2 separate regions of the Homo sapiens genome follow, and region 2 is linked to region 1. Evidence: read pairs that join two places in POLR2A ChIA-PET (ENCODE). Cell type or tissue: GM12878. All regions are shown on one strand. Each heading gives the region's core, and the rest is flanking DNA. Links, peaks and the distances in the headings are about the cores only. Region 1 has its middle 18 kb from the start of PMAIP1. Region 2 has its middle 37 kb from the start of PMAIP1.

What was found. Peaks named below come from ENCODE experiments on the same cell type or tissue, not always from the same donor. Only the 100,000 strongest peaks of a DNase experiment are listed, where the experiment ranks them.
Region 2: POLR2A ChIA-PET joins it to region 1 with 5 read pairs; 17 of 35 experiments call an interaction of 5 or more read pairs at or near these places.

The regions. Positions count from the first base shown.
Region 1 is chr18:59,915,806-59,921,179 of GRCh38, reverse strand. No RefSeq gene overlaps it. Among named protein-coding and RNA genes, the nearest start is that of PMAIP1, 18 kb to the right of the region's middle. In GM12878, for the core only: no CTCF peak of the experiment used is centred there; a DNase peak (open chromatin) is centred at 2,599; H3K4me3 peaks cover 464 bases; H3K27ac peaks cover 3,382 bases.
Region 2 is chr18:59,859,841-59,865,214 of GRCh38, reverse strand. No RefSeq gene overlaps it. Among named protein-coding and RNA genes, the nearest start is that of PMAIP1, 37 kb to the left of the region's middle. RefSeq lists a silencer at 744-1,038. In GM12878, for the core only: no CTCF peak of the experiment used is centred there; a DNase peak (open chromatin) is centred at 2,854; H3K27ac peaks cover 1,009 bases.

The sequences.
Region 1 (5,374 bases), core at 62-5,061:
TCAAATGCTTTAAGTAAAACGTCAAAATTCAGAACATCTGGAATGAAATAAGGCTTGGTTAGTCTTTGTAATTAAACTACTCTTAAAATTATATTAAAAATCAGGCCAGGCGCCGTGGTTTACTCCTGTAATCCCAGCACTTTGGGAGGCCAAGGTGAGCAGATAACCTGAGTGCAGGAGTTAGAGACCAGCCTGGCCAACATGGAGAAACCCCATTTCTACTAAAAATACAAAAGTTAGCCAGGCGTAGTGGTGGGCACCTGTAGTCTCAGCTACTGGGGAGGCTGAGGCAGAAGAATCGCTTGAACCCTGAAGATGGAGGTTGCAGTGAGCCGAGATGGCGCCATTGCACTCCAGCCTGAGCAACAGAGCAAGACTTTCTCTCAAAACAAACAAACAAAAATGATATTAAAAATCAAAATGGTTTTAAATGTATTACAGTGGTTGTTGCTGGGACTGCCATTAGGGACAAATTTCTCCTCCCTTTTTTACCTTTCTCTATATGCTGAATTTTGTAATATTAAAAATAAGATTTAAGGCCAGGTGCGGTGGCTCACGCCTGTAATCCCAGTGCTTTGGGAGGCTGAGGCAGGTGGATCACGAAGTCAGGAGATTGAGACCATCCTGGCTTACACGGTGAAAGCCCGTCTCTACTAAAAATACAAAAAAAAAAATTAGCTGGGTGTGGTGGCGGGCGCCTGTAGTCCCAGCTACTGGGGAGGCTGAGGCAGGAGAATGGCGTGAACCCGGGAGGCAGAGCTTGCAGTGAGCGGAGATGGCACCACTGCACTCCAGCCTGGGTGACAGAGCGAGACTCTGTATTTAAAAAAAAAAAAAAGAGTTAAAAGGGCAGGCCGGGCGTGGAGCTCATGCCTGTAGTCTCAGCACTTTGGAAGGCCGAGGTGGGCGGATCACTTGAGGTCAGGAGTTCCAGACCAGCCTGGCCAACATGGTGAAATCCCTTCTCTACTAAAAATACAAAAATTAGCTGGGGGTGTGGTGGTGCACGCCTGTAATCCCAGCTACTCGGGAGTCTGAGGAAAGAGCATTGCTTGAACCAGGGAGGTGGAGGTTGCAGCGAACCAAGATCGTGCCACTGCACTCCAGCCTGGATGACAGAAGGAGACTCCTCCATCTCATTAAAAAAATAAAAAATAAAGGGCAAACCAGTTTGAGAACAAACTGAAAGAGGTCAAGCATGGTAGCCCCTATTGCCTTGCCTGCCAGGTTCTTGATCTGGGGGATACAGCAGTGCATGGAAGAGCCCAGGCTTTGGCCCTCAGGGCCCTACATTCAAGAGAGGGCATCAGATGACTAGCAAATGAGCAGATCTATACCAAGTGGTGAAGAAGAATAAAGCAGGTTGGGATACAGTGAGTGATGGTAGGGGCATAGTCTTTCAACAGGTACTCAAGCATTCTCTGATAAAATGCTATTTGAGCAGAGATCAAAGAGGAGTAAGGGCAGAAGCTGGAGACCAGTTAGGAGGCCTCTGTAGCACCCGGGTATGGAATGATAGTGGCTCTGTGTACAGGGGATTAGAGAAGGGTCATACTCTGGCCATACTCAGAAGACATAGCTGCCAGGATTTGCTGAAGGAGTGACAGAATGTGAGGTCTATAGAAAGAAAGGATCTTGGATGAGGCAAGAAGCCTGAGCTTGACCTGAGCCTCCTTTGCTTCAGAGCCAGTCCATCCAAACTCCAGGTAGCTCGGGAAAGATGAATGAAGCTTCACTTTTTGAGCTCCGGTTACTTTTCAACACACTGTCCCCATCCTTACTCTCGTCTGGATTCACAACAGTCTTTTAATAGCTGAAAAAAAAAATGTTATCCCAGACTACATAGATCAGCCATGATCACACCACCATTAAAGGATAAAATGGAGACTAAAACAAACATGTGGCAATTTCCCTGGGTGGTCCTCCTAGAGGATACTGATCCCTTGATAACAGGGGCCACATGTGTCAGCACTGCGCTCTCCACCATGCCCAGCAAAGCACCTGGCATGCTGCAGGCCCTCAACAAATGCTCGCTGAATTAACTCCCCTTGAGGAGAGGCCACGGGTGGCTACATTGTGAGGCTTGAGGACGCAGGCATTAAAATCAGACCGTTCTAATATTTGTCACTACCTCTGCATTCAGTCCTCTGACTTTGAGCAGGCTTTTAAACCTCCTAATCTTCAGTGCGCTCTTGTTTTTTATTAAAAAAAAAAAGAGAGAGAGAGAAGAAAGAAATGAAGATAATGATACTTAGCCCTCAGAGTTGGTGGAAGGATTAGATGAAATTATATTTGCAAAGCACGAGCTACAGAAGCTGGCACAGATCAAGGAATCCAAAAGTGTAAACTATTATTAAACCAAGGACCTCGAAACTATGCAATCCCTCCTCACTCCTCAGCCAGTACTTCAGTTCCTACCAAACCTGTTAGAAGACCCTGTAGCTTAAAATAGAGCAACTGGGGAAGATCTCTTCCGCTCCACTGCCTTCAGCCCCACCCTGCCTGGCCTCGCTATGTTGGCTGCAGCACACAAGCTGAGTCATGCCAGCTGCCGGCAGGGCAATTTTAAGCCCAAAGGGGCCATGTCCGTCACCCGATCCACAGTACACCCACACCTAGCTTTCCTGTCTGCAGAGATAAACGGCAAATGCGGGAGGCCATGTGTCTTTCTGGGTATCTGGGCCATCAACTGTGGAATGGCCATTTTATATGAGCGTTTATCAGCCTTGGTTTGTGTATCAGTGTCGGAGAGACACCTGGATTATACAATGTCAGTCTGCAGACAACAGTAGAGAAGTGTGAATCACTAGATTATTTTTGTAGATAGCTAATTAAGCAATTAATGCCAATCTCCATATCTAGCATAAGAAACCGTAAAGGCTGGGGGCAATGGCTCACGCCTGTAATCCCAGCACTTTGGGAGGCCAAGGCAGGAAGATCACTTGAGTCGAGGAGTTCAAGACCAGCCTGGGCAACATAGGGAAACTATTTTTTTTTTTTTTTTTTTTTGAGATGGAGTCTCACTCTGTCTCACAGGCTGGAGTGCAGTGCAGTGACACCCTCTCGGCTCACTCCAACCTCCACCTCCGGGGTTCAAGTGATTCTCCCGCCTCAGCCTCCTGCGTAGCTGATTACAGGCACACGCCACCACGTCCAGCTAATTATTGTGTTTTTAGTAGAGACAGGGTTTCTCCATGTTGGTCAGGCTGGTATTGAACTCATAACCGCAGGTGATCCGTCCGCCTCAGCCTCCCAGAGTACTGAGATTGCAGGCGTGAGCCACCGCACCTGGCCTCCTGTCTCTATTAAAAAAAAAAAAAAAGAAAAAAGAAAGAAAGAAAAGAAAAGAAAAAGAAACTGAATTTTTTTCAGTCTTAGTAACTTGTCTGTTCATTTGATGCCCTTCACCTGCTCATTAAAAAGAAACAAAAAAATGAAGAAAAAACACTTCCTGAAAAGTAACCTGCTGAGTCACCCTCCAAAGGCAACTATGGCCTGTGCTCAGGAACTGGCTCACTTTTCCGATTCGCATTGCATAACCCCATCCCCAGCACCTCTTGCTTGCCACCCGCTTTCTCTTTGACATTCCCCCTTCCACTTTGGAGGCTCGCTTGGCAGCCCCCTGTGGGCCCTCTCAGTGCATCCCCTTTGAAGCTCCACAGTGACTTCCTCTGTGGAGCTGATTCTCCCTGAATGCACAGTGGTATGGGAAGCAAGGGAGAGATGCCCCAGGAGCCAGGTCCCCACCCCAGCGCAGCAGAGGAGTCCAGCAGAAGAAGCCTAAGGGAATGTCTTGAAATGCATACCAGAAGTATATTAAGTCCTAATACTCAGGCTGTAAACAAGCCCTCTCCCCAGGGCAATGGCAGTTTTGATGGGATATGCCGTATTATTTATATAAAGAGTAGAGACCATCAGAATCTGAATATTAGTGCCAAAAGGGTGGGTGTAGGAATTGTCTGGTGCTGTGGTGCCCAACCCAGCTGCACACCAAGATTACTAGAGGAACTTAAAAAATACCGATGGATAAGCCCTCTCCCAGACCAATTGAAAAAGAGTCTCTGGGATTGAGATGGGGCATTTGCAATCTCTGCAGGTGACTCTAATGTGCGGTTAAATATAGGAAATCCAGTCCAGTGGCTCTTAAGTGTTACTGAGTCACAGACTCCTGTGACAAGTACAATAGATTTCATCTGAAAAAAAAAAAAAACAACTCTTTTATACACAATTTCAGAGACACACTGACACCCTGAGGCTCCCCTATCAGGTCAGACTTTTCTTTGGGCAAATGATGAGTGAGGCCAAGAACAGTTAAGAAACCTCAGCCCTTCGTGGTGGCTCATACCTGTAATTCCAGCACTTTGGGAGGCCAAGGTGGGTGGATCACAAGGTCAGGAGTTCAAGACCAAGCCCGGCCAAGATTGTGAAACCCCATCTCTACTAAAAACACAAAAAATTAGCCAGGTGAGGGGGCAGATGCCTGTAATCCCAGCTACTTGGGAGGCTGAGGCAGGAGAATCGCTTGAACTCGGAGGGCAGAGGTTGCAGTGAGCCGAGAGCACCACTGCACTCCAGCCTGGGCGACACAGTAAGACTCCGTCTCAAAAAAAAAAAAAAAAGAAAGAAAGAAACTGCAGCTCTAGGCCAGGTATGGTGGCTCACACCTATAATCCCAACACTTTGGGATGTGGAAGCAGGCAGATCTCTTGAGCCCAGGAGTTTGAGACCAGCCTAGGCAACATAGTGAGACCCTATCTCTAAAAAATGTTTAAAATTAGCCAGGCATGGTAGCGCATGCCTATAGTTCCACCTACTTGGGAGACTGAGACAGGATGATCACTTGAGCCCAAGAATTTGAGGCTGCAGTTAGCGGTGATCATGCCACTGCAGTCCAGACCCTGTCTCAAAAAAAAAAGAAAGAAAGAAAAGAGAAAAAAGCCTCAGCCCAGCCAATAAGGCCTGTGAGCTAGCAAAGGCCAGGCCAATATGTTTTCTCCTTTCTCAGTGGTGAGCACTAGTCAGAAACAGTTTTCTCTGACCTAACACAGTACCATAGATACGAGAAAAGCAAAGATTACCATCTATCTTATCCAATTCATTTATTGAGCAGATGTCAGGCAAATCCTGTAATAATACTAATATTCATCCATCTACTGAAACTGTCCTTAGTGAAGTTTTACTAATTAATCTTAAACAACTCCTGTTATGGGTTGAATTGTGTCCCCCCAAAAGATATGTTGAAGTCCTAACTCCCAGTCCACGTAAATGTGGCCTTATTTGGAAATCAAGTCTGTATATATAATCAAGTTAACGTGAGTTCATTAGGATGAGTCGTAATCCAGTATGACTGGTGTCCTTATAAGAAGATGACAAA
Region 2 (5,374 bases), core at 267-5,266, 56 kb after region 1:
CAGAAAGCAGCAAACCACTATCCCATCCTTTATGACTTTTAATCTGTAAAGTTTTGTGTAACTTTCCCCATCTCATCTCAGGTTTTCTTCTATAATTTCAGAATTTATTTATTTATTTATGTAGAGTCTCACTCTGTCGCCCAGGCTGGAGTGCAGTGGCATGATCTCAGCTCACTGCAACCTTCACCTCCCAGGTTCCAGCGATTCTCCTGCCTCAGCCTCCTGAGTAGTCGGGATTACAGGCGCCCTCCATAATTTCAGAATTTTCGTGATGCTTAATTCTATACTTAAACCTGAATATTGAGTCTAAACTTCCATTGGCTTTTCTAGGAACAAGATTAGGTAATAATAACTATGTTTACTAATAGTTTCTCAAGTTCTCCTTATTCATCGTCAATGGTATAGCCACATAATCACTTTATAAATAGCACATGGTTAGGCTTTTCACCTGCCTTATATCTCACTTGCACTGTTTTAAAATAGTGTTTTCCCTGCACCTTCTTTTTTTTTAAACTTAATGACTTTTTTTTTTTTCACTTCATCCTCCCAAAGTGCTGGCATTACAGGCATAAACCCCGTGCCTGGCCAGACATATTATTTTTTAACTCTTGCCTTGGCCTTTGTTCAGACTTGTATCATAAAGTCAATTAGTCATTGCTAGATAAGGTACACCCTTTCCGAGCTGGTTTTGAAAAGCAGGGACTGGGAGTAATCCAATCTGTGATGCAAACTTTGTTTACCAGAAGGTTTGTTACCAGGTGGTAAACAAAGTGTTTGCCCTTATAGAAAAACACTTCCCATACAACTGAAGGTGAATACACAACAGAACAACGACAGTCCCAGAAGCTTCCCCGGGCCTTGGTGCATTGTTATGTAGATGAGCTTTTGCTAAAGATGGCTGCAGGTGCAGCCAGGAGTCCCTGGAATATGCAGAAAGACTCCTGGCTTTGTGTAAATCGCTTCCAGCTGATTTAGACAGTTAGCAAAGGGCATTTATTCAGCAACTGGGGACAAAATTGACATCTGTCCTCCTTTCCTCGAGGAGGTCTGAAACTTTTTTTTAAAGATTATATTTTTAAGGCCAGGCACGGTGGCTCATGCCTGTAATCCCAGCACTTTGGGAGGCCGAGGCGGGTGGATCACGAGGTCAGGAGATCGAGACCATCCTGGCGAACACGGTGAAACTCCGTCTTTACTAAAAATACAAAAAAAACAAATTAGCCAGGCATGGTGGCGAGTGCCTGTGGTCCCAGCTACTCGAGAGGCTGAGGCAGGAAAATGGAATGAACCCGGGGGGCGGAGCTGGTAGCGAACGCAGATCCCACCACTGCACTCCAGCCTGGGCGACGGAGCGAGACTCCGTCTCAAAAAAAAAAAAAAAAAAAAAAAGATTGTATTTTTAGAACAGTTTTAAGCTCAACATAAAATTAAGAGGGAGGTACAAAGATCTTTTACACATCCTCTGTCCCCACCTATGCAGCCTCACCTATGGGCACCAGCATGACACGTTTGTTACAATGGCTGAATTCACATGCCATTATCAAAACCCAAATACCGTAGCTTACATGAGGGTTCACTCTTAGTGTTGTGTATTCTATCGGTTTGAACAAATGTATCATGGCATATATCCACCATTATAGTATACACAGTATATTCACTGTTCTAAAAATCCTCTGTGGGTCTGAAAGGTTTATGTTGTTCTGGTTTTTGGTTTTTGGTTTTGGGTTTTTTTTGGGGGAGGGTGGGGGTGGAGGGCAGGGTCTCACTCTGTCACTCAGGCTGGAGTGCAGTGGTGTGATCATAGCTCATGGCAGCCTCAACCTCCCAGCTCGAGCAATCCTCCCACCTCAGCCTCCTGAGTAGCTGAGAGACTACAGGCACACACCACCACACCCAGATTGGTTTTTTTTTTTTTTTTTTTTGAGACGGTCTCACTCTGTCACCCATGCTGGAGTACACTGGCACAATCCTGGCCCACTGCAATCTCCACCTCCTGGGTTCAACCAATTCTCCTGGCTCAGCCTCTGGAGTAGCTGGGACTACAGGTGGGTGCTACCATGCCCGGCTAATTTTTGTATTTTTAGTAGAGACGGGGTTTCACCATGTTGGCCAGGCTGGTCTCGAACTCCTGACCTCAAGTGATCCATCTGCCTTGGCCTCCCAAAATGCTGGTATTACAGACATGAGCCACTACACCTGGCCTTAATTTTTATTTTTTGTAGAGATGGGATCTTGCTGTTACCAAGGCTGGTCTCTAACTCCTGGGCTCAAGGGATCCTCCTGCCTGAGCCTCCCAAAGTGCTGGGATTAGAGACCTAAACCACTGCCCCGGTCCAGGTCTGAAACTTTTTAAAGGAGAGTACCACTTGTTGACCCCTTTCCTTTTGATACTGGGAAGGGAGTGCTTAAGTGGGGGATGCCTCCTTTCTCAATGCAAAGAGGAGACTCTTACTAGTATATTTAGGGGTAATGGTTGCCTTTTGCCAAATGAAAGTTTGTGTCTACCGTCTGGGGAGACATAAACACAGCCACCAATAAGCACTGTGATTACAGCCAGAAAGGCCTGGTCCTGAGGCTAATTACACTGGAGAAGTCTGAATGTGCCCCAGGGACTGGAGAAGTCCCACCTTCTTCTTGACTACTTCTGCCAGATGTCTGTGGGGTCTCCAAGATAACCAGGCCCCTCTTTTTGTTTCACTAATGACTGCCTCTTTAGGACCTTGGCTCTGCTTGAGCGGGACCTGGAAACCTATTTACCAACCACTTTATAGGCGGAGCTTGCAGTGAGCCAAGTTCACGCCACTGCACTCTAGCCTGGGCGACAGAGCAGAACTCCGTCTCAAAAAAAAAAAAAAAGAAAGGAAAAGAAAAAGAAATTAGGCAATTTGCCTAAAACCACATAACTGTGAGTGGCAGGGGCACATGGCTGTGAGGTTTGTCTCCTAAGCCCTTGGGGTTAGGTTTGTCTAACCTGTTAAGGCAGGTTTGTCTCCAAAGCCCTTGGAGCTTTCCTTACATTACACCACCTTTCCGAAGTTGCTAGAGATGCACAAGATGAGGTTGCAGTCAGGAAAACTCAGTTCAATGCATGACCTAGTAAAACAGCCAGTGCTGGAAAGTTCAGGAGAGGAGGGTGAATTTCTTGTCCTTAAAGTCCCTGCACAGCCCTACAGGGTGACAGCAAAGTCCTTGGTTGGCCATCTCCCCTTAGCCTGGACATTGGACCCTTGACACCATGTTGAAGGCCAGTGACCCACAAGGCTGCTGGCTGCCCACCCCGCCTGCCTCCTGCCTTGGAATTCTAAAAAGCAATTGAAACAATCAAGTATTGATGTCAAGTTAGGGGAAAAATCATGCATTTCCAAACTGAAATTCAAAGTTAGTCCTTCTGAGACAGGTAAAGGAAGGGTATATGGAAATTGTCTGAGATAGCAGTTGTTCCCCCTAATTCTGCCTTAGTCTCTCAGCTGCTAACAGAAGTCCGCAGAACTGTAAGGAATTTTTTTTTTTTGAGACAGAGTCTCGCTCTGTCACCCAGGCTGGAGTGCAGTGGCACGATCTCGGCTCACTGCAAGCTCCGCCTCCCCGGTTCACGCCATTCTCCTGCCTCAGCCTCCCGAGTGGCTGGGACTACAGGCACCCGCCACCGCGCCCGGCTAATTTTTTTTTTTTTGTATTTTTGGTAGAGAGGGGGTTTCACCGTGTTAGCCAGGATGGTCTTGAACTCCTGACCTCGTGATCTGCCTGCCTCGGCCTCCCAAAGTGCTGGGATTACAGGTGTGAGCCACTGCGCCCGGCCTGTAAGGAACTTTTGATCAGACCCCATGGCTGGCCTCGGTCTTCCCTCAGTGAATCCCTGAGAAGAGTGTTGGTCTCTTAGCTCTGCCCCTAGAAAGATCTAAAATAATCTCGAATCTAGAATGACCTCATTTCTACCCGTCTCTGCCAGAGTCCAGAAATGTTCAGCTGCTATCTCTCTTCAGCCTCAAATCCCTAACCCTGGGGTGATTCACTCCTGAAACAGAGTAGATAATTTAATCCAGGAAAACTCTCTCTTTCTAGGAAGAAGGGTTTACTCGTCACCCTCTGTGTAGTCACAGGAACCTTGATTAATTTATGAACTGATAACAATGTGTATAGATTGTTTTTTTAAATTCCACTTTTAGAGTATTGCTACTGCTGCATATTTCTTCTAACTATAGCTGTTAAGCTGCTGGAGAAACAAGACTCACAGAGGTTAATAGAATGTCCTCAGAGGCAAGGGTTCAAATCATGCCTCAACCATGACACAGCCCTGCAGCCTTGCACAGACTACTTAATCCTAATTTCCTTTGTCTTAAAGAAGGAATAAGAGCAGCACTTACCTCACTGGGCAGCTGTATGTGTTGAGATCATGCACATAGTGTACATAAAGCACTTAGTACATAACATGTGCTCGGTAGCCCCTGGGATTATCATTGTTACAAGGAGTACTTTGAAAATGCTTGTCCTATAAAGAATATTTGCTGGAATTTGCCCCTAATTCTAATCTTTTGTTTTGTTTTTTTTGTTTTTGCAACAGTCTTGCTCTGTCGCCCAGGCTGGAGTGCAGTGGTACAATCAATCTCAGCTCACTGCAAACTCCATCTTCCAGGTTCAAGTGATTCTCCTGCCTCAGCCTCCCGAGTAGCTGGGGTTACAAGTGTGTGCCACCACACCCAGCTAATTTTTGTATTTTTAGTGGAGGCAGGGTTTCACCATGTTGGCCAGTCTGGCCTTGAACTCCTGACCTCAGGTGATCCGCCCACCTTGGCCTCCCAAATTGCTGGGATTACAGGCGTCAGCCACCATGCTCGGCCTCCTAATTCTAAATTTATCTGCATCTTGCATCCATTCTCTGCTATGGCTCAGTTGAGGTAAAAGGAAATAGTAATATCTTATGCTCTGCTCTTTTATTCTTATTAAATGCTTTCTTATTCACTATCCCAATGCCTCAAATGATGCATGCTTAAGAAATACTTTATTTTTCACAGCTGTCCTGGAAGACAGATGGCATAGATCATGATGGTGCTGTCTTATAAAGGAAGGAAGTCTACTAAGGGCTTCCAGGTGGGCCAGGCTGTATTCATTTATGCTAGAGCTGCTACAGTTGGGTGGCTTCATGTAATAGAAATGCATTGTCTCAGAGCTCCGGAGGCTAGAAGTCCAAAATCAAGGTACTGGCATGGTTGTTTCCTTCTGAGAGTTGTGAGGGAGAACCTGTTCATACCTCTCGCCTAGCTTCTGGTGTTTTACTGGCAATCCTGGGTGTTCTTGGATTCTAGAAGCATCACTCCAACAGCTGTCTCCTTCCTCATGTGGCTTTTCTCCCTGTGTGTGCCTGTCTCTTTGTCTA